Regions from separate parts of the Homo sapiens genome. Here region 1 is linked to region 2. The links are chromatin loops, found by intact Hi-C in ENCODE. Cell type or tissue: heart right ventricle. All regions are shown on one strand. Links, peaks and the distances in the headings refer to the core of each region. The heading gives the core; the rest is flanking DNA.

Region 1 (10,017 bases), core at 737-8,736, 61 kb before region 2:
AAAATACAAAAATTAGCCAGGTGTGGTGACAAGCGCCTGTAATCCCAGCTACTCGGGAGGCTGAGGCAGGAGAATCTCCTGAACCCAGGAAGTGGAGTTTGCAGTGAGCTGAGATCGCGCCACTGCACTCCAGCCTGGGTGAGAAGAACAAAACTACGTCTCAAAAAAAAAAGAGAGAGAGAGAGAGATAGAAGATGTCAGGAGATCTGAGTCACAGTATTGCCTTTGTCTCCAACCAGTCACAAGGCTTTCCAGTACTCGTGGACCCCTTGGGCTCGGCTTCTTCATCCTAAAGTATGAAGGACAGTGCTGCCCTGGCTCCCTTACAGTGCGGTTATTTGGCTCCAATAACATTCTGTTTGTAGAAGGACTTTTTAATTTAATAGAATGTTAGGCCAATCTGAGTTTACCTACTCTTCCAGAAGAGAAAATAGATGAAGAGAAGCCATGATTTACTCAAGGTCACATAGCTGCAGTGAAAACATGATGTATTGAGACTTGAACCCTTTCTCCTGCTACGGAACTGGTGTTCTCTAGAGCAGGCTCACATCTTGGGGCAATTGTCCGTGGTTTGATCCACTTGAGGGCAAAATCGTGGCCAAATGTTTTTACAGATTCAGTTGAATGCCTCATCAGTAGTATTCACTGAAGATTAATTAAAGGAGACTGGCACAGTGGCTCATACCCTTAATCCCAGCACTTTGGGAGAGCGAGGCAAGTGGATCGCTTGAGGCCAAGAGTTCGAGACCAGCCTAGCCAACATGGTGAAACCCCCATCTCTACTAAAAATACACAAATTAGCTGGGCGTAGTGGTGTGCACCTGTAATCCCAGCTACTCAGGAGGCTCAGGCAGGAGAATTGCTTGAACCCTGGAGATTGAGGTTGCCGTGAGCTGAGATCACACCATTGCACTCTAGACTGGGTGACAGAGTAAGACTCTGTTGCAGACAAAAAAAGGAGATTTCCAAATGCCATTTACCTTCTGTCAATGGGATGAGATTGGGTTCAGATATTTGCATCTTCACCATCAACAGAATGAATGAAATCAAACTCTTGGCCTCGTCATCTGATTGCCCGACACAGGCTGCATCAACAAGGACAGGAATAAAACTTTAACTGGGATGAAAGTCATAGAGGACTTAGAGAAGGAAGACATTCTGATTTGGTGTATTTCATTTAAATCAGATTCTTCTGCTTTACTGCTTTGCTAATAGGGTTGTTCTGCGAGGATTTTTTTTCACATATCTGGCTGGGACTTGGAGCGGGAAACTTCATTTTGAAGAACTGGAAAAAAAAAATCCTGCCCCCAAGTAAGCCAACTTTGTTTCCTTACAGAGAAATGTGCATGAGACTTTGCCTAGCACTTCTCATAAGCTACTGGTATTTTTTTGGCTTCCATTGAACCATCCCAGTTGCCTATATATAGCCCTGTCTTGTGTAAAGAATTTAAAAAGCATTAGAATGCAGAAATCAAAGAGACAATAAATTTAAAACCAATCTTATTGTCTGCAGCCTAAAGTGTTATTCAGATCAAAGGGGAGGGGACATCTGGCTTCTGGCTTGCTACAAAAGGCAGATCATGTTACCTACCAATTGCTGAATTCATCCACTCTCATTTTTGGTGTCTAGAGAACATGGCTTTTTCAGCTCCCACTTGAGGCATATTGGGTGAATCAGCCAAACCTCCCGACACTCTCAAAAAGAAACAAGCTCTACAGGATCACATAAAAATGTACTGATGAGTTTGTTCCTGTGCCTCTTTGGTCATCTGTGAGTGCTTCAAGAACCCAAAGCCACGGCCATGTTGTCGTCACATGGCCCCGTCCACTGACCCCTCCTGTATAGGCCCATCCCCCAAAGCTAGAACTTTCTGGTTTGCAAAGCTAACTTAGTTGAGGAGACACATCCGTGTTAGATTATTTGACTCTGTTTTTGCCCAAATCACAATGTGAGACTGAGTCACCAAATACGTAGTTGAAAACTTGTGTGCTTCCTTTCTCCCATTTTGGTTATAAAAACATAGATTTGTCTTACCATACATTTTTTTCTAATGGAAGCTTTGAAAGCAAGGTCAATTGTGCTCTTCGACTAGGAATTTGCTTAATGTCTGTATAAATTGTATACATGGCTGGGCACGGTGGCTCACACCTGTAGTCCTGGCCCTTTGGAAGGCCAAGATGGGCGGATCACCTGAGGTCAGGAGTTCGAGACCAAACTGGCCAACATGGTGAAACCCCATCTCTGCTAAAAATACAAAAATTAACTGGGCACCATGGGAGGCACCTGTAATCCCAGCTACTTGGGAGGCTGAGGCAGGAGAATCACTTGAACCTGGGAGGCAGAGTTTGCAGTGAGCCGAGATCGCGCCATTGCACTCCAGCCTGGGTGACAGAGCAAGACTCTGTCTCAAAACAAACAAACGAACAAAAATATAGACATGATTCAATTTAAAGGCCTTTCTTAATATCCACAACCAGAAACAGCGCACATGGCTCTGACTTCATTTGTTATAATGAACAAATCGCAAAAACGCAGGATAGGATTATTTTTTCAGACTGTTTCAGAGACAGCAATCAAAGAAGGAAGCGCCACAATTAACAATATTTTCCAATTACTCAGTACTTCCTCATTACAACGCTCACTAATTCCTCACTCCAAAAAGTCTAGAAAGGAATGCAGACAATGGCAATATGGATTCTGTATTTAGAATATCACATAGAGCTCTTGGCAGCATTCTTTGACTACTGACATGGTTCACTCATTCTCCAATATAGTGGATAAGGTTTCTATTAAAGGGCTTCACAAATTGCTATGCTGCTCAGTCCCACTTGTATATTTCCCTTCCATTGCAATTTCCTTCTACTGATTTTGGTTCTCTACTTGCCTAGGGACCTTCTGGAAACTTACAAAACAAATCAAAATTGTCTCTTTACTTACTACCTCAGCCTTTTCCTCTCCTCACCTATTTTCACCTACCTTAATCTTTCAGGGAAAACTTTCACTGCCAGCCAAAAGTTAAAAAAAGAAAAATCACCAAGAGATTTTGCATCATCCTAGACTGATCGTCTTCTCCAAAAGACATGATTCTCTTCCACAATCTTAATTCATTATTCACTAAGCATACCCTTTATTGCTGATGAAAGACTTTCATTCACAAATACAAGGAATCTCAGGTGAGAGGTAAAAATTAGTGAGGAGATCTTAATTTGATTGCAAGACAGGTTTCAGGGTAGAAGAATATTTTAGAGTCTTCAGTTCCTGGAGGGAGTTGGAATTGAGATTTTTCCATCTAGTATTTCATCACCACTAATGGCTCGTTACTTCTATTTTGAGAATAGTGTCCAGCTTCCCTTGAGTCATGGGTGAGAATTTGGTATGGATGTGGCATTCAATTGTTAACAGTGTGTCTGGAAAGGAGGTGACTAGTTAAAATGTTTAATAAAATACAAAAGAATAGACCAGCAGGGAATAAAATAGCTCTTCCAGTCTTCCTTCCAACAACTGGAACGGCAAGTTTTCGGTGTCAAGTATCAGGGCAAGAAATCCAAATAAAATATTCTTTAACACCCACCTCTATTCTGTTCCCTTTTTCCTTGACAAACAGAGCCTCTCTCTGGAGCTCAATGCCACATTCCATAAACTTTTCTGTATGCCTTCCTGCTCTCAAAAAAAAGCCAGAAGTGGGGTTGTACATATCCTCACTACTAACTACTAAAAGAAAAACTTAATGATTTTCTTAATGAGGGTGTTAACATAAAATAACCTGTGGCTCTGAAAAGACTCAAGAATGCCCCCAACCAGGCTCTGCTCATTATATCTGTGTATTTATGGTAGATACAATAGCAAAAATGTTTTGTATTCCTCCATTAGAGAGCCGGGATTTTATTTTGACAGACATATAATTCTTCTCAGATTTCTAAAAAGTGGGCCTTTTTTCTACCCCTGCCCTCTTCCATCCTTCCATAAAGTGTAATCAATAAAGCCAAATTTTGGCAGAAGAGAAAGAAAGTGAAAAGCAGAAATGAATGTCTAATAATTGAAAGCATCATGGACTCCATTATGGTTTATGGCCTTGTTCTAGGGGTCGGATGAGCACACTGTAAAGAATGTGGCACTAAATTTATTAGCATGGTTATCATCTTTCAGACAAGACATAAAGCTGAGGGGACCCACTTCTTCCATCACCTGCCATCACTATAGATCCCATGGCACCTTCTATAAGAAGAGTCGAGTTATCCTGGCCCAGATCCAGATTCAACTATTTGATGACTTATATTTCCTTTGTAGTATGCCTGGGAGACATTATGGGCTCTTCTTCTTTGAAACTCTGTCACTACCATAAGCACAGCCAAAATGGCTCCAGCGAAAGGATGTAAGAGAAAAATTCTCACATCCTAGCATGTGGATCAAGTGAACAGATTGAACAGTGTGGCCTGAAGTACGAAGCTGAGCCATGCCTGGTCTGACCCACTCCACCATGACTGCTCACGTATATCAAAAATCCTAGATTGTGAATGGGCTACATCAATGCTATACAAATTATGGGTTTTCTGAACTCCACGCATTATATCCTTCTCTCAAAAAAGTTTTGAAAAGAAAAGACAGGTAAGTTGTATTTTCTGACTTGCCCTTATTATCTTGAGACTTAATCCCCAAACATTCTCCTAAAGTATTTAAAAGAAAGCAAATCACTCATGAGGCATTAGGCAAATCATTTTATTTATCTAATTTCAGCTTGTTTACCACTAAAATAGGGGTCATTTAAATATCTATCTTGCCTTTCTCTCAAAATTAATGAGAACCAAACAAAATGATGTGTGTCAAAGTACATTTTGTTCTTATTTTAAAGCAATCTACGAAATCAAGTTTTTAACAAGTAACAAAGCAGACAATGCCAGGATTGGAGATGTGGAGAGTGAATGGGAGGAAACGGGAATGAATAGTGCAACAGCTCCTTCTGTGGCACAGAGCATTCATTTCTGTCTACAAAATGGAGCTCCGGATCTGCTGGAAGATAAGTTATCTCTGCTATATGCTAAGGTCCTGCCTCTACAGAACCAGTTTGGGTGCTTGATTGTACAGATGCAGGATAACACTGCATTGTTATCCTGCATCTGTACAATGTACAAAGAGAGTAACATTGTTTTGCTTGAGTTAAGTGACGATTTATGAATTCACTAGATTAAAAGCAATAAACAATAATATCTGAAACTTTCTTTTTTTTTTTTTTTTTTGAAGCTGAGTCTCACTCTGTCGCCCAGGCTGGAGCGCAGTGGCGTGATCTCGGCTCACTGCAAGCTCCGTCTCCCGGGTTCACGCCATTCCCCTGCCTCAGCCTCCCGAGTAGCTGGGACTTCAGGCACCTGCCACCACACCCGGCTAATTTTTTGTATTTTTAGTAGAGATAAGGTTTCACCGTGTTAGCCAGGATGGTCTCGATCTCCTGACCACGTGATCCGCCTGCCTCGGCCTCCCAAAGTCTGGGATTAACAGGTGTGAGCCACCGCGCCCAGCCCTGTCTGAAACTTTCTTAATGACTCAGATGTAGATACTGGTTAGGGCACTTTGGTTGCAAGTGATAGAAACCCAATAGAAGCTAAGCCAAAAATGGAATTTATTGATTCATGTAACTGAGAGTGTAATTAAAAAAAAAGGCCACAGATTTTTGGGTGCTTCTCCATTCAAGAGGTGAAGCCCAAATACCCTCATCTTAGATGTGGGCAAATTTAGTGACTTGCTCTAACAAATAAGATAAAGCAAAAGTAAAGGTTTGTAACTTTGGAGAGTAAGTCATGAAAGGCACTGTGCTGTCATGGCTGTCAATCCTTGCTGTCTCTTGGATTAGTCACTCTAGAGGAAGCCAGTTACTAAGTCGTGAAGAGAGGTTCACATGGTGAGGAACTGAGGAACTTGCTAATACGGTTCCTAAAAATCCTTGCAGAACTGCTAATAGGGTTGTTCTGCAAGGATTGTTTTTCACATATCTGGCTGGGACTTGGAGCGGGAAACTTCATTTTGAAGAACAACTGGGAAAAAAAAAAATCCTGCCCCCAAGTAAGCCAGCTTTGTTTCCTTACAGAGAAATGTGCATGAGGCTTTGCCTAGCACATTTGGCCTCCAACCAACAGCCACGTGAGTACACCACATTGAAAGTGCGTCTCCAGCCCCAGGCAAGCCTTTAGATAATTGCAGCCCCCTACTGACACCTTGCCTACACACTCACCAGAGATTCTGACCCAGAACCACCCAGATTAGTCACTCCTATATCTATATCAGAAATGCATGAGATAATAGATGTTTGTTGTTTTAAGCTACTAAATTTTGGCATAATTTGTTACCAAGCAATATATAAGTACTATAGGATACTTCAAAAGTTGGCTTGACTTCAGACATGGCTCAATCCAAGAAAAAAATTCATCAGGATATCCTCTTCCCTTTACAGCTCTGATTTTCTGTGAATGGAGGCTTCATCCTTCAGATAGTTTCATCCATATACCTGGGAAAGGTGGCTGCCAGCAGATATTGGCCTACAGGCTTATTATATATAACTTGTCATCCTAGAGAAAGAAAAAAATCTTTCTTCCAGCCTCTATATTCAAATCTTAAGGAATATATTATGGGCTTTCTTTGAGCTTCAAGTCCATTTCTAAAACCAATCATGGTGGCCAAATGGAATGAGCATTCTGATTTGCCAAAGTGGTCTCATGTCACCCCGTGTCTTCTGTTCCATAGATTGCCTTTTCATTCAGTTGGTCGTTTGCTGTGCAGAAACATTTTAATTTGAGGTAGTCCCATTTGTCTATTTTTGTTTTTATTACCTGTGCTTTTGTTGTTATGTACATGAAATCATTGCCAAGGGCAATGTCATGAAACTTTCTCTTCTGTTTACTTCTAGGAGTTTTACTGTTTCAAGTCTTACATTTAAATAATCCATTTTGAGTTGATTTTTGGTATAAGATAGGGTCCAATTTTATTCTTTTGCATGTGGATATTCAGTTTTCCCAACACCATTTGTTGAAGAGATTATCATTTCTCCCACTGAGTATGCTTGGCACCATTGCCAAATGTCAGTTGACTGTATATTCACGGATTTGTTGCTGAGCTCTCTATTCTGTTCTATTGGTCTGTGTGTTTGTCTTTATGCTGGTAACATACTGTTTTGATTACTGTACCTTTGCAGGATATTTTGAAATCAGGAAGTATAATGCCTCCAGCTTTGTTCTTCTTTTTCAAGATTGATTTGTTTATTCATTGTCTTTTGTGGCTTCAGATGAATTTTAGAATTATTCTATTTCTGTAAATAAAAATGCCACTGGGATTTTTGATGGGGATTGCATGAATCTATAGATCACTTTGGGTAATATGGGCATTTTAAGAATATTAAGTCTTACAACCCATGAATACATGATGACTAAATCATGAAGAAATACAAAGACTGGACAGACCTATGACTAGCGTAAAGATTGAACAAGTAATCAAAAAACTCCCAGTAAAGAAAATCCCAGGACCAAATAATTTCACTAGTGAATTCAACCAAACATTTAACAAAACTAATGCCAATTATTCTCAAACTCTTCCAAAAAAATCAAAGAAGAGAGAACACTTTCTAACTTATTTTATGAAGCCAGAATTACCTTTATACTAAAGCCGGACAAAGACACCACAAGAAAAGAAAATTACAGCCCAATATCCTTGATGAATATATAGATGCAAAAATCCTCAACAAAATACTGGCAAACCAAATTTAACATTATATTAAAAGGATCAAAGACTATGACAAAGTGGGATTTATTCCTAGGATGCAAGTATGCTTCAAGATATGAAAATTAGTTAATGTGATAATCCATTAACAGAATAAAGGATAAAAATTACATAATCATTTGATGGATGTAAAAAAGGTTTTGACAAAATTTAACACACTTTCATGAGAAAAACATTCAATAAACTAAGAATAGAGGAAAAGTACCTCAACCTAATAAAGGTCATATATATTTTTAAAAACCCATAACTAACATTATACCGAATAATGGAAAACTGAAATGTTTTTCTTTAAGACCAGAAACAAGGCATACATGCCCACTCTCATCACTTCTATTCAATTTAGTGCTGGAAGTCCTAGCTAAAGCAATTAGGCAAGAAAAATAAATAAAAGACGCTCACGTTGAAAACAAAGGGTAAAATTGTTGCTGTTTGCAGATGACATAATCTTATACATAGAAAACCCTAAAGACTCCATCAAAAAACTGTTAGAACTAATAAATTCAGTAAAGTTGGAGGATACAAAATCAACATACAAAAATCAATGGCATTTCTATACCAACGATGAACTATCTTAAACAAAAATTAGGAAAACAATGCTATTTGTAATAGCAGCAAAAAAAAAAAAGACCCTGGAATAAACTAAGAAAGTGAAAGGTCTGCATACTGAAGACTACAGTACTTTGATCTGTTACTGTTCCCCAATATCATAAAAACAAGGCTTAGATACTGTTTACTAAAGGATTTTATTATCTCCTATATTTATAGCTGAAATCACTTTCTCTGTTCTGTTCCCCTTATTTGTCACTAAACAATGTAGCATGAATCTGTTGGAATGAGCTTCCTTGCCTTCCAGACCATTCACTTTAAATATATCAATCCTCACCCCTTAAGTATAGACATTTATTACTACACCACAGTGAACAAAAAACATTAAATGTGGAAAAGGCTTTTAAGTAGATATTTGTTATTTTTGACTCCTTGTATCTCTTTTCCTTACAACTATTTTTTTTCAACTACTTTCCCCCTATCCCATGTGGTGCCATCCAGTCTTCTTATCACCATGCTTTTCATCTCCTGTTTCCTTTCTAGGCACAGGGGTAACATGAGACCACACTGGCAAATCAGAATGCTCATTCCGTTTGGCCACCATGATTGATTTTAGAAATGAACTTGAAACTCAAGCTAAGTCCATAAGAATTTTCCTTAAGATTTGAATATGGAGGCTGGGAGAAAGATATTTTTCTTTCTCTAGGATGACAACTTATAATATGCCTGTAGGCTTTGGGATCACTTTTTTATGACCTTTGGGCTTCTTGGATCAGAATGTTCATTTTCTTCCTCATATTTGGGAAGTGTTCAGCCATTATTTCTTTGAATACGTTCTCAGTTCTTTTCTCTCTTTTATTCTGTGATGCCAATAATGAGTATATTGTTCAGCTTGATGTTGCCCATAAGACCCTTGGGCTTTTTTTCACTCTTTTTCATTTTAATTTCTCCTCTAACTGAATTATTTCCAATGACCTGTCTTCAAGTTCATTGATTCTTTCTTCTGATTAATCTTGTCTCCTGTTGATGTCCTGTCATAAATTTTTTCAGTTCAGTTGTTGTGTTCTTCAGTTCCATTTCTTTTTGGTACTTTTAAATATACTCTATCTCTTTGTCAAAATTCTTAACTTTTTTCATGCATTGTTCTCTTGACTCTGGTGAGAATCTTTATGAGAGCTATTCTGAATTCTCTGTCAGGTAAATCACATAAGTTTATTTCATTAGCTCAGTTTCCAGAGATTTATCTTGTTCTTTGGTTTGGAACATCTTCGTATGATTATTCATTTTCCTTGACTCTTTGTGTTGGTGTCTGCACATTAGACAAAGCAGTCACCTGTCCCAGTCCTCACAGCTGGGCCTCAGAGGAGAAGACCCCCACCAATAAGTCTGCCCAGTGATTTGGGGGCCTTTAACAAATCATTCCTTCTCCAGGGAAATGTAGGTAGCCATGATTTTTGTCCTGTCTGTGCTGAGCCAGGAGGTGAGGCAGTAGAGGGCAGGGTGCCATGTCATCTACTGGTCTAAACCTCTGTCTCTGTCCTTCCCCAGGTAGCTAGATAGTACCAATTCTGTCAGAGCTCCAAGACTGACAAGATAGAAGCCAGTCCTCTGGGAATCTCCTCAGAAAAGTTGGAGGTCTTGGATATGTGAACCAACTCCTCTCACCTGGGAGAAACTGAGTGCTAGGGAGTCTCTTGCTGACTACATGG
Region 2 (10,017 bases), core at 848-8,847:
ACTATCTCGGCTCGCTGCAAGCTCCGCCTCCTGGGTTCACGCCATTCTCCTGCCTCAGCCTCCCAAGTAGCTGGGACTACAGGCACCCGCCACCGCGCCCGGCTAATTTTTTTGTATTTTTAGTAGAGACGGGGTTTCACTGTGTTAGCCAGGATGGTCTCGATCTCCTGACCTCATGATCCGCCTGCCTCGGCCTCCCAAAGTGCTGGGATTACAGGTGTGAGCCACTGTGCCCGGCCTATTAATTTCTAAGGGAATTTTACACCAGAGAAACCTGGAGGGCAGCACCTTAACAAAGTGAACACTGCCAGTCATGAGACAAACTTCCCTGACATCATGTGCTTGCTGATGTAAAATACTAAGTAGGACATAAAATACTAAGCAGGTCTAATCACATGGAAACCTGAGTCAAATCCACATTGAAGAGCATTCAACTCATCAAACATGTTAAGGTCAGGAATGACAAAGCAAGTCAGGGAGGGGTCTGGTCCCTCATATCCCCGTGGCTCAGGCTCTGGCTGTGATCAGCTACTGATGAAAAGGTGTGAAAGCATTTGGAAAGGAAAAATATTTGCTTTTTGAGACAACTTTTTCTTAAGTAAATAACACTCAGCAGTTAATGTGTAAAGGGGGAGTGGGTAGCTGGCATGTACAGGAGCCAGCCATTGGTGTGGTCACCACTGGTGTAGTCACACACATTGTCTGGAAGGCAGCCAGCCCTCGGTAGGACTCAATAGGACTACCACACAGGACAGGTTAGGAGCAATGAGCCATGAAAAGATAGGGAATGTATTCAGCTTGTAAAGTACTCTGGAGTCAGATGATGGGGTTCAAATCCCAGCTCTGTGGGCTGAGCAGGCTCCTCAGCTCCCCAAGCCTGCATTTTCTCATCTGGAAAGTGAGAATGACAAGGATGGGCAGATTGAATAAGATTACTGAGTATTTAGAAAGGAGTCTGGCATATAGTATGTGGTCAATAAATATTACTATTTACTATTGTATTATATAGTATTATGTATTATGTAATACAATTACTATTATCATTCATCTTTGTATTCCCATTACCTAACACGGGGCCCGGAAGGCATATGATGTGTCGTTAATAAATGTGTCTTGATGCACTAACGAAGAGAGAAATGCAGGAAACAAGACAGACACTGAAATGTGTAATATGTGAATCACTGTTAAAGATGCAGCTCAGCTCCAGCTACTGTCAAAAACAAGGAAGCGTTATTAGCAGATAAGGAAGCAGGGTCTTTGTGCTGTTCTATCATGAAAGATGATGACTCTGTTAACTTAAAGGATGGCTGGGCTGAAGACAAGCTTGAGACTGTCATTCCATATAAGCACTGAGGAAGGTTTGTGGTTCCCAGTTTAGAAAAGCAAGACATACTCAATTCCCACTTCCATGTGAAAACCAAGGAAACAATGTTTTACTGGTAGGTAGTAATGAGAAAATAAACAAGGAGACCTAAGTTTAAGTAAACACATAATTGCAGATGATAAAAGGTATCTAAACATTGTTCCTGGTCATTGATCTCTAATATTTTCCTTTTACATTTGATCCTAGATTCTAGTCTTTAGCTCTAATGTGGACAAAGAATAGGAAACACTGAGAGAAACTCAAGTCAGTGTTTCGAGAAGGAAGCACAGAGAATGAAGGACCGTGGTTGGCCTCATACTGGGGCACTGGAAGTGAGTGGAATTTGATGAGAGAAATCTGTGAAGATTTTCAAGAAGAGATGAAGAGAGCTGAAAAGAGATGTTTTCATCCCTCCCACCTCATCATGCCACCAACTGGGCTCCTTGCCTTCACTCACACCTTGACTCAGTCTCCCTCCTTTCTTTCTCTCATTCCTAGCCTACTGGTGAAGCTGAAGACTTTCCCACCTGAAACTTCAGTGCTGCCCTCCTTAGTGCCTTTGACTTCCTCTGTGGCTACTACCCCAATCAGCCACACCAGTCCTCAGTTCTGGATCTTCCTCTACCCTTGTCTTCCATCTTCCCTAATAATTGCCCCTGGCCCTCAGAATACAGACGAAACATGAAGTGGAGCGGTGCTAAGTTGGGTTCATTTCATTTTCATGCAATTCATCTCAACCGTGGGACTATAAGCTCTCTGAAGACCAGCACCATGTCCTGATGACTCCTGCATACTGAGCATCTAGCACAGTGCCTGGAACACAGCAGGCTCAATGTGTTCTCTTTGTGCCTTATCGAACCTGGCTTTTGCTTCTGTTTGGCAATGCTTCGATCACCTCTTGTGGATCTCTTCCCAGTACTCCTCCGCAATCTACTCTTTCCCTCACTCTCTCTTCTCTTTTTTATGTCCTTCCTCCCTCTATTCCTCTCTTTTCTTTCTTTCTAAAATGCATTCAAAGAAAAAGTTCATATTGTCCATTTCATATGAACCTGACATATCTCTTCTTTCTTCTTCATGTTATATTTATTCCGTATACCAATTCTAGTTAGTTTTTCCCCCTTTAAAATGTCTTGGATTCTCACCCTTCTTCACGGTGTTCACAGTCATCATAACTGAAATGACTCCCCATATTTTCTTCCTGTCTAGGGTTAGTCTCTTCTCCTTTTACTTCATCCTTTAATATGCCATCAAAATAACTTCTTTTATAGAAGGCTTTTATTATTTCAGTCTCCTATTCGAGAACCTATAGATGTTTTTCTATTTAATTCAACATGTTTAAGCTCTACTACTAGGCTTGAAAGTGGCTCCACAAACCAATTCTTCCAAACAGAACTGTTTATGAAAAAGAAGGAAATGGAATAATGCAAATTGGAAGAAGCAAAATTAACTTAGGAATGTTGTTGCTTTGTTGTTTTAAGACAGGAAATGTGTGTATGTTGAAGACAGAGGGAACTGACAATGCATGTTAAAGCAAGACGCTGAAAAAAATAAAAGTGGTCATTAATGAAGATTTCTCTAAAACAATGTAGGAGGAAAGGAGGGAGTTTAGTTTTGAAATTTCAGTGTTCCCAGTAAAGCAGTAAGCAAGGCCATCTGCCAATAATGAGCTAAGAAGAGATGAGGACTTTAGAAGGGCTGAGGGAGTTGGAATATTTGCTCATTCACTCACTCATTCATTCCACAGACGTACTGGCCACCTACTGTTACATGTGAAGGAACACTCCTAGGTATTTCCCCACTTTTCTCCCATGGCTTCAGCATCTGGCCCAACCACAGAAACACAGACATATCCCCACTCAGTTCTGATCTTGTTTGGCTCATTGTTCTAGTCTGCTGGGATCTTCTTGAATCCCAACTCTGTCATCTGATGGTATCTCTTCCAACTTCATGTCATCCTCTGGGAATCTGATAAGTACAAGTTCTATATTATTACAAACATTGATAAAAATGTGGAGTGGGGTAGTGCTAAGACACACAGAATACCATGTGAAATCTCCCTCCCTATTTACATGGACTCTTTAACAAGCCCCATTTTGGTGACATTCTGTTGCCTAGGCTGTATCTTTCCACCTCTTCCAATAGGGGAACATAAAACGATCTTGTCAAATGCTTTGCAAAAGTCCAAATGCACCATGCCCACTGCATTTCCCTCATCAAGCTGGCAAATAAATGAATAATGCTGGCAAATGGAAGAATATAATTAGATTGGCAAGACTTGTTTTTAGCACACTGATGCCAAATGGTCATGATTTATCTTTCCAAGTGCTTATAAACAACTCCCTTAACTGACAGCTATATGCACTTACCTAGGACTGACAGCAATCTCACTGCTACACATCACGGAATATTTTTTCTCTTTCTATAAAGCAGAATTATATATATCTGTTTCTAAGCTCTGGCATCTTTATTCCCTTGATTCTGCAGAGATCATCTCCCTTAGTTTAGAGATCACATTTGCAAATTTTCTGTGTCAATTAAAAAAAATCATATCCTTTGATAAAACCCTATAGAGATGCATGAAACACTGGTGAAATTTAGGATGTGTATGACACAGGCTGTGAAGCAGACCAGAGTAGAAGACTCTGGAGACTATGGTCAATGTTAGGTTGCTGTCTCTTTAGTTGGATTTGGTATAGTGCTGCCTGGACACATAAGTGTGGTTTTGAGTAGTCATGACTTGAAGCTCTGTCAACCAGAGATTTCTGAAAAATTAGCTTCTAAATAATTTTTCTTCTCTCCTTCTGCCCATATTGCTCATCCCTGCCATCAGCACCTTCAGAGTACCAAAGTGCAAAATCTACTAACAATTGAGATAGGACTTACCCACTTGCCCAAGCCTGGATAGTCATGTTCCGGATCAAAGAGATGCTGGTGCAACTGGAACTCTCGACTGAACTCTGCAGTGTCAGGGGTGTTTTCTAGACATCCATCATCTGCTGCAAACAGCCAAAGGTTTTTGAGGAACGGCCAAGACATTCATCATTATTCTAAGAGTTAATTTATCAAAAACAACTAGGCAGCCAAAGGTCAGAATCTGTTCACATCAGTAGTAACTTAGAACACTAGCAGCCACCTTCCCTCTAGGATCCAGTTAGATAGGATTACTCATCTCAAACTCCCACTCCTGTGCAGAGACTCACTGGCTGTTCACCAAACCCACTTCCCTTTCCTCCTTAGCACCCAGCTAGACTAATTTCCCAGCCTTGCTTTGCAATCACGTGGAGTCATTTGCCTGAGTGGAGGCCAACAGAATGTGGGCACAAGTAATGTATTCCATTCCCAGGCCTGGAATTGAAATACATCACCTAAAAGCATAAAAACCTCTCATACCATGCTCCACTTCTCCTCATTCCCCACCCCCATCTCCTGGTCAGCTTGTTACATGTTGCCAGGGCAACTGTGGGGGTCAAGTGTAAAGATGGCAGTCTGGGGTGCCGAACCATCCACCGCACTACAGCCTCACGCGCCTCTGGCAGGACTTCACACGGGTGAAAAATAAACTTCTATTGCGTTGAGCCATACAATGTTTTTATTTGTTACAAGAGCAAGTGTTTCCTTAGGTAACATACTTCTGTTGCACATGACCCACTCTGTTTTCTCCTGAGCAAGCAGTTTAGAAACTACTTTGGCTTCTTGGAGAAAGTACATTACACAACAACAACAATCTCCACACAGCACTTGATGTTGTGTTTTATTGTGATAACAGCTTAAGCTTTGGAGTCAGACAAGAGCAGAGCTCAAGGATCAAATCCCAGCTCCTAAGATATAGATAGGCTTAGTTCCTTTGGAAAGTTAACTTGGTCTCTCCAAGTTTGTTCATGTATGTGTGAGATGCAAATAATCAAATACTTACCTACGGGATTGCTGTGAGGAATAGAGATGATTACATTTAGAACACCCGGCACATAATAGGTTTGCAATATGTTTTAGTTCCCTTCCCATTATCTCCCTTTGACTGACAGTTTATACTATGACTGCCCTTTGAAATCAAGCAAGTTTTCCATTGAAACCAAAGAAAGAAGGCTATCTCTCTCAGATGCTGCTTTTATGTAAATTCTATTATTACTAGGCATGATGCTCTAAAAATGAGTCATTTTTCCCATGTCTAATATATTTTAGACAACAGCAATAAAAAGGGGGACAGAGGAGGGATTGTGAATTTTGTGCAGGGTTAGGGGGAAGAAGGAGGGTCTCATTTGAAAGACATAATGAGACATCAAAGTCAATGCTGAAAGGGGGGCCATTTACAATTAGCCAGGTTGTCTAGTTCTTGACACTGCTCTTAAGCTTTCAGTACACAGTCTCTCAGCTCTTAGCAGTATACAGCTAGTGTGGAAGTCATCAGCATTCTGAACAAATCCCTAATGCGGCTCTCCACTTTTCAGTGAGCTATTTATCTAACTTACACAATATATAGCAATTAACATGTAGGAAAATATACCAATTCAAGAGAGTTCAGGCAATCTGCATATGGCACCTTTATAACCTTTCATAATTGTTTCTGGTGTACCTCTGAGTGGGCCCTGACTGAGATGCAGATAAAGCCTGCTCTGGGAACCGAAGGTGTCTCCGGGCTTAAAAATGTGCCCTAGAATTCACATCCTATCTCTGAGGCTGAGATGGACTCTTTGAGCTCTGCTGCTCTATCCAGGGTGAGTGGGCCATGATTCAGAGGACAGCATGGCATGAAAGGAGAAATCAAGGTTTTATTCTTGGATTGCTCAACTGTGCTGTGTTGTGTCATAATTCAAGCAATTCCTCACAAATAATGGCTAAATTTAGCAAGCGATTTCATTCTTGGAATGCAGATTGTGGCAGAACAAAGAATGAGGGAATATGTTAGTTTCATGGAAGAACAGCAAAGGAAATGGCAGACAACCTGTGACAAGAAAGTGTCTGGATTTGGGATTTTGTCCAATTCTACCAGGCCAGCTTGATTGCTGTCCTCTCAGAGCTCCTAAGTGCACAGACTAGAGCTTGATTCCACAGGTCTGTATGATTTTGTGTTTTTATTGTTTTTGTTTTCAGACAAGCTAGAACTACACTGTATGCTCTTTGGAGGCATTGCCTATGTCTTCCTTCCATAGGTGAAGACATTAAGGCTCAAGAAAGTGAAAGTGGCATACTACAGTCAACACTAGAGGTCAGATCTCTTGGCTCAAACTCTGGACCTCTTTCCATTCTCCTATAATATTCTCTAAGTTCAGTGTGCACTAGAACCATGAGGAGGACTGGTTGCAACAAATTCCTGGGTCCCACCCCCAGAATCTTCTGATTCAATAGGTTGAATCAGGGTAGGGACTGAGAAGTTGCATTTTTAGCAAGTTTTCAGGTGCTGCTGCTGCTGGTGGTCCTGGAATCACACTTTAAGAACCACTGCACTGTACCACATCCAATGGACTTAACAATGGAGACTGTCGCTCTCTAAACTCTGAACTAGTCTTTCTTCCTACCCATCCAAAACCCTACAAACAAGTAGAAGGTGGCTGAAATGATTAGAGCCAGGCAGGGATTCAGGTTTTCCTGCCTTCCTGGCCCAGCAGCCACACATTGGCTTGGTCACATCCAACTACTTTGGTTGTTCTGCCTCAAGATGGAAGCTTTGTGCCCCACGGAAAACAGAGGCCTCATCCTAAATGAAAGGAGGAGCATATTTTCTAAGACAGTCTCTTTCAGAGACAGCCTGCATTGTGTTTAAGAAAAGCTGATGTCAGACTAGTTATGGGTATCATAAGAAAAAAAAGTCTCGGTGTGGTAGCTCACACCCATAATCCCAGCACCTTGGAAGGCCAAGGTGGGAGGATCGTTTGAGCTCTGAAGTTTGAGTTTAGCCTGGGCAACATAATGAGACCCCACCTCTACAAAAAATTTAAAAATTAGCTGGGCATGGTGGCACACACCTGTTGTCCCAGCTACTTGGAAGGCTGAGGCACAGAATTACTATAATTGTGCCACTACACTCCCACCTGGGCAACAAAGTAAGACCCTATCTCAAAAAAAAAAAAAAGAAAAAGAAAAAGAAAAAAAGTTGAGTAGTCAATGTTATCACAATTTTCAGAGCAAGGCAGTATGTCCTGGTGGTTGAGTACACAGTCCTTAATCAGGTAGACTTGGGTTTGAGTCTTGGTTCAGCTACTTGTTACCTGGATAACCTTATGCAAGCTACTCTCTAAGCTTCTGTTTTCTTAATATAAAGTAGAAATAATATTAGATTGGTGCAAAAGTATTGCAGTTTTTCCTATTGAAAGCAATAGTAAAAAGTGCAATTACTTTTGCACCAACCTGATAAATACCAACTATTATTATTATTAGGCTTGCAGGAAAAGACTACTCTGGTGCTAGAAGCTAACACAAGCCCAAGGTAAGAGGTGCATTATTTACTAGGGGCAGCAAAGCTAATTATAATCAGGATGACATTTAAAGAGTCCTTACTCTGTGCTAGGTGCTGTGCTAAAATGCTTTACATGGATAATTTTATTTAATTCCCACAATGACCTCCATTTTGCAAATAAGGAAATTGAGGTACGAAGTGGTTAATTAACTTGTTTAAGGTCACACAGGTTGACCTGGAGTTTGAACTCAGGTAGTCAGAGTCTAGAGCCACTACTCTTAACCACCAAGGTCAGCTGCTCAAAGCCGGATGTAAGTGAAGCCCACTCACCATTCTCTATGGCATTAGTGGGTAGGAAAGTGGGTGGGATGCATGAACAACATGGAAAATTTCAACCTTCTTCCTTAACCAGCTTCTTCCTGAACCTCTTCTCTCCCATGCCACCTCCTGGCCCCCAAATAAACAGGATTTTAGGATAGATGCTAACTCGGTGTTGATGCATGACACTGTTAGAATGTTGACTGTCATGATCAACGAGGAGAACAAACAGGCATGGATAATCCACAAACTAACTAGTTCCAAAGACATTAAAACTCAGCAGAAGTTGTATCATGGAAAAGGAAAAAAAAGTGTTTCCCCTTTCATTAAAAGAGTAGCAAGTGCAGGCCGGGCGCAGTGGCTCACGACTGTAATCCCAGCACTTTGGGAGGCCGAGGAGGGTGGATCATGAGGTCAGGAGATTGAGACCATCCTGGCTAACACGCTGAATCCCCGTCTCTACTAAAAATACAAAAAAAAATTAGCCAGGAGTGGTGGCAGGCGCCTGTAGTCCCAGGTACTCGGGAGGCTGAGGCAGGAGAATGGCATGAACCTGGGAGGCGGAGCGTGCAGTGCACCAAGATCACACCACTGCACTCCAGCCTGGGTGACACAGCGAGACTTTGTCTCAAAAAAAAAAAAAAAAAAAGAGTAGCAAGTGCAGAAAAGTGCATCAATTCCCAAAGAAGGGGAGACACAGAAAGAAAGTAAAGCCTTGGCAAGGGAAAATCCTATGTGGGTGTGTCTGAACACAGAGCTCATATAAAAATTCTAGAATAAATTTCCCCTTCCCATCTACTTACAAATACACATGGGCTCATCAGAATGGAAATAACAATTTCTGGGAATATTTGTAGCTGATGTTAGAATTTCTGATTTCCTTCCAAAGCCCCAACTTTTCATGGGAACCCAAAGGCATATCTGTTACCTGTTTTTCCAACAGGACAGGGATTTGGAGGGTCTGGGTACCCCTGATCCTCACTAAAGTCCTTAGGAATGTTGTCTCCAGTCAACTCTGCCACGATGTTGGGGATGTTGCCAAAAGGACCCAAATGCTGAAGTCCTTCATGAGCTCCACCTGCGAGGGAATCAGAAGTAGTTCATTGCAGTGCAATTCAATTAATTTCAACCAATATTTATTCAGGCATATCACACAGGAAAAGCCCTGTGCCTTCTGCTGTGGGGAGAGAAAAATAAATGAAATGGTTCTTGCCCTCTAGGGGTTTAGAAATTTAGTTGCAGAAACAGACACATACTGTACACATATTATTTCCATACAAGGCAAACTGTATATTATCCTGTAAAAGAAATGTTAATACAGCATCACAAGAGCATGGGAAAGGGGCCAGGCCTGGTGGCTCATGCCTGTCATTGCAGCACTTTGCGAAGCCGAGGTAGGCGAATCACCTGAGGTCTAAGTGCAAGACCAGCCTGGCCAACATAATGAAACCCCGGCTCTACTAAAAAACAAAAATACAAAAACTAGCCAGGCATGGTGGCAGGTGCCTGTAATCCCAGCTACTCAAGAGGCTGAGGCAGGAGAATCACTTGAACCCGAGAAGTGGAGGTTGCAGTGAGCCAAGATCATGCCACTGCACTCCAGCCTGAGCGACAGAGCAAAACTCTGTCTCAAAAAAAGAAAAAAAAAAAGAGCATGGGAAAGGGAGAGTTCCATTTGGCTGATGGGATGGGAGGGCTTCTTGGAAAAGCTGGAAACTAAGTGGCATCAACACAGATGGGTAGGGCTCTGGAAGCTGGGCGTGGAGCTTGGGCAGGACTTGGGTCAAGAAAGGAAGGCAATTGCCATCCAGAAATACAGGCTGAAAGCACATTATGAAAAAAGATAAGGTCACTGTTATCCTGCTATTTTAGCTCAACCACTTAAAATTTGGTGTATTGACTCCAATTGTTGCTACGTATCTTTTTATACTAAGTATATATTCAT

Evidence for each region. A loop is a pair of places that touch in the nucleus more often than their neighbours do. Peaks named below come from ENCODE experiments on the same cell type or tissue, not always from the same donor. Only the 100,000 strongest peaks of a DNase experiment are listed, where the experiment ranks them.
Region 1: it touches region 2 in a loop (5-fold over the local background); 4 of 110 quality-filtered maps call a loop at or near these places.

The regions. Positions count from the first base shown.
Region 1 is chr15:32,739,791-32,749,807 of GRCh38, reverse strand. It overlaps GREM1 (gremlin 1, DAN family BMP antagonist), which reads right to left. Exons shown (of 2, transcript NM_013372.7): 2 at 4,702-10,017. Among named protein-coding and RNA genes, the nearest start is that of GREM1-AS1, 26 kb to the right of the region's middle. In heart right ventricle, for the core only: no CTCF peak of the experiment used is centred there; no DNase peak of the experiment used is centred there.
Region 2 is chr15:32,678,899-32,688,915 of GRCh38, reverse strand. ARHGAP11A-SCG5 (ARHGAP11A-SCG5 readthrough) reads right to left here. Exons shown (of 14, transcript NM_001368319.1): 11 at 9,001-9,150; 12 at 4,247-4,356. SCG5 (secretogranin V) reads right to left here. Exons shown (of 6, transcript NM_001144757.3): 3 at 9,001-9,150; 4 at 4,247-4,359. It overlaps LOC105370756 (a long non-coding RNA gene), which reads left to right. Exons shown (of 2, transcript XR_932083.3): 2 at 1,571-2,054. Among named protein-coding and RNA genes, the nearest start is that of SCG5-AS1, 11 kb to the right of the region's middle. In heart right ventricle, for the core only: no CTCF peak of the experiment used is centred there; a DNase peak (open chromatin) is centred at 4,620; H3K27me3 peaks cover 474 bases.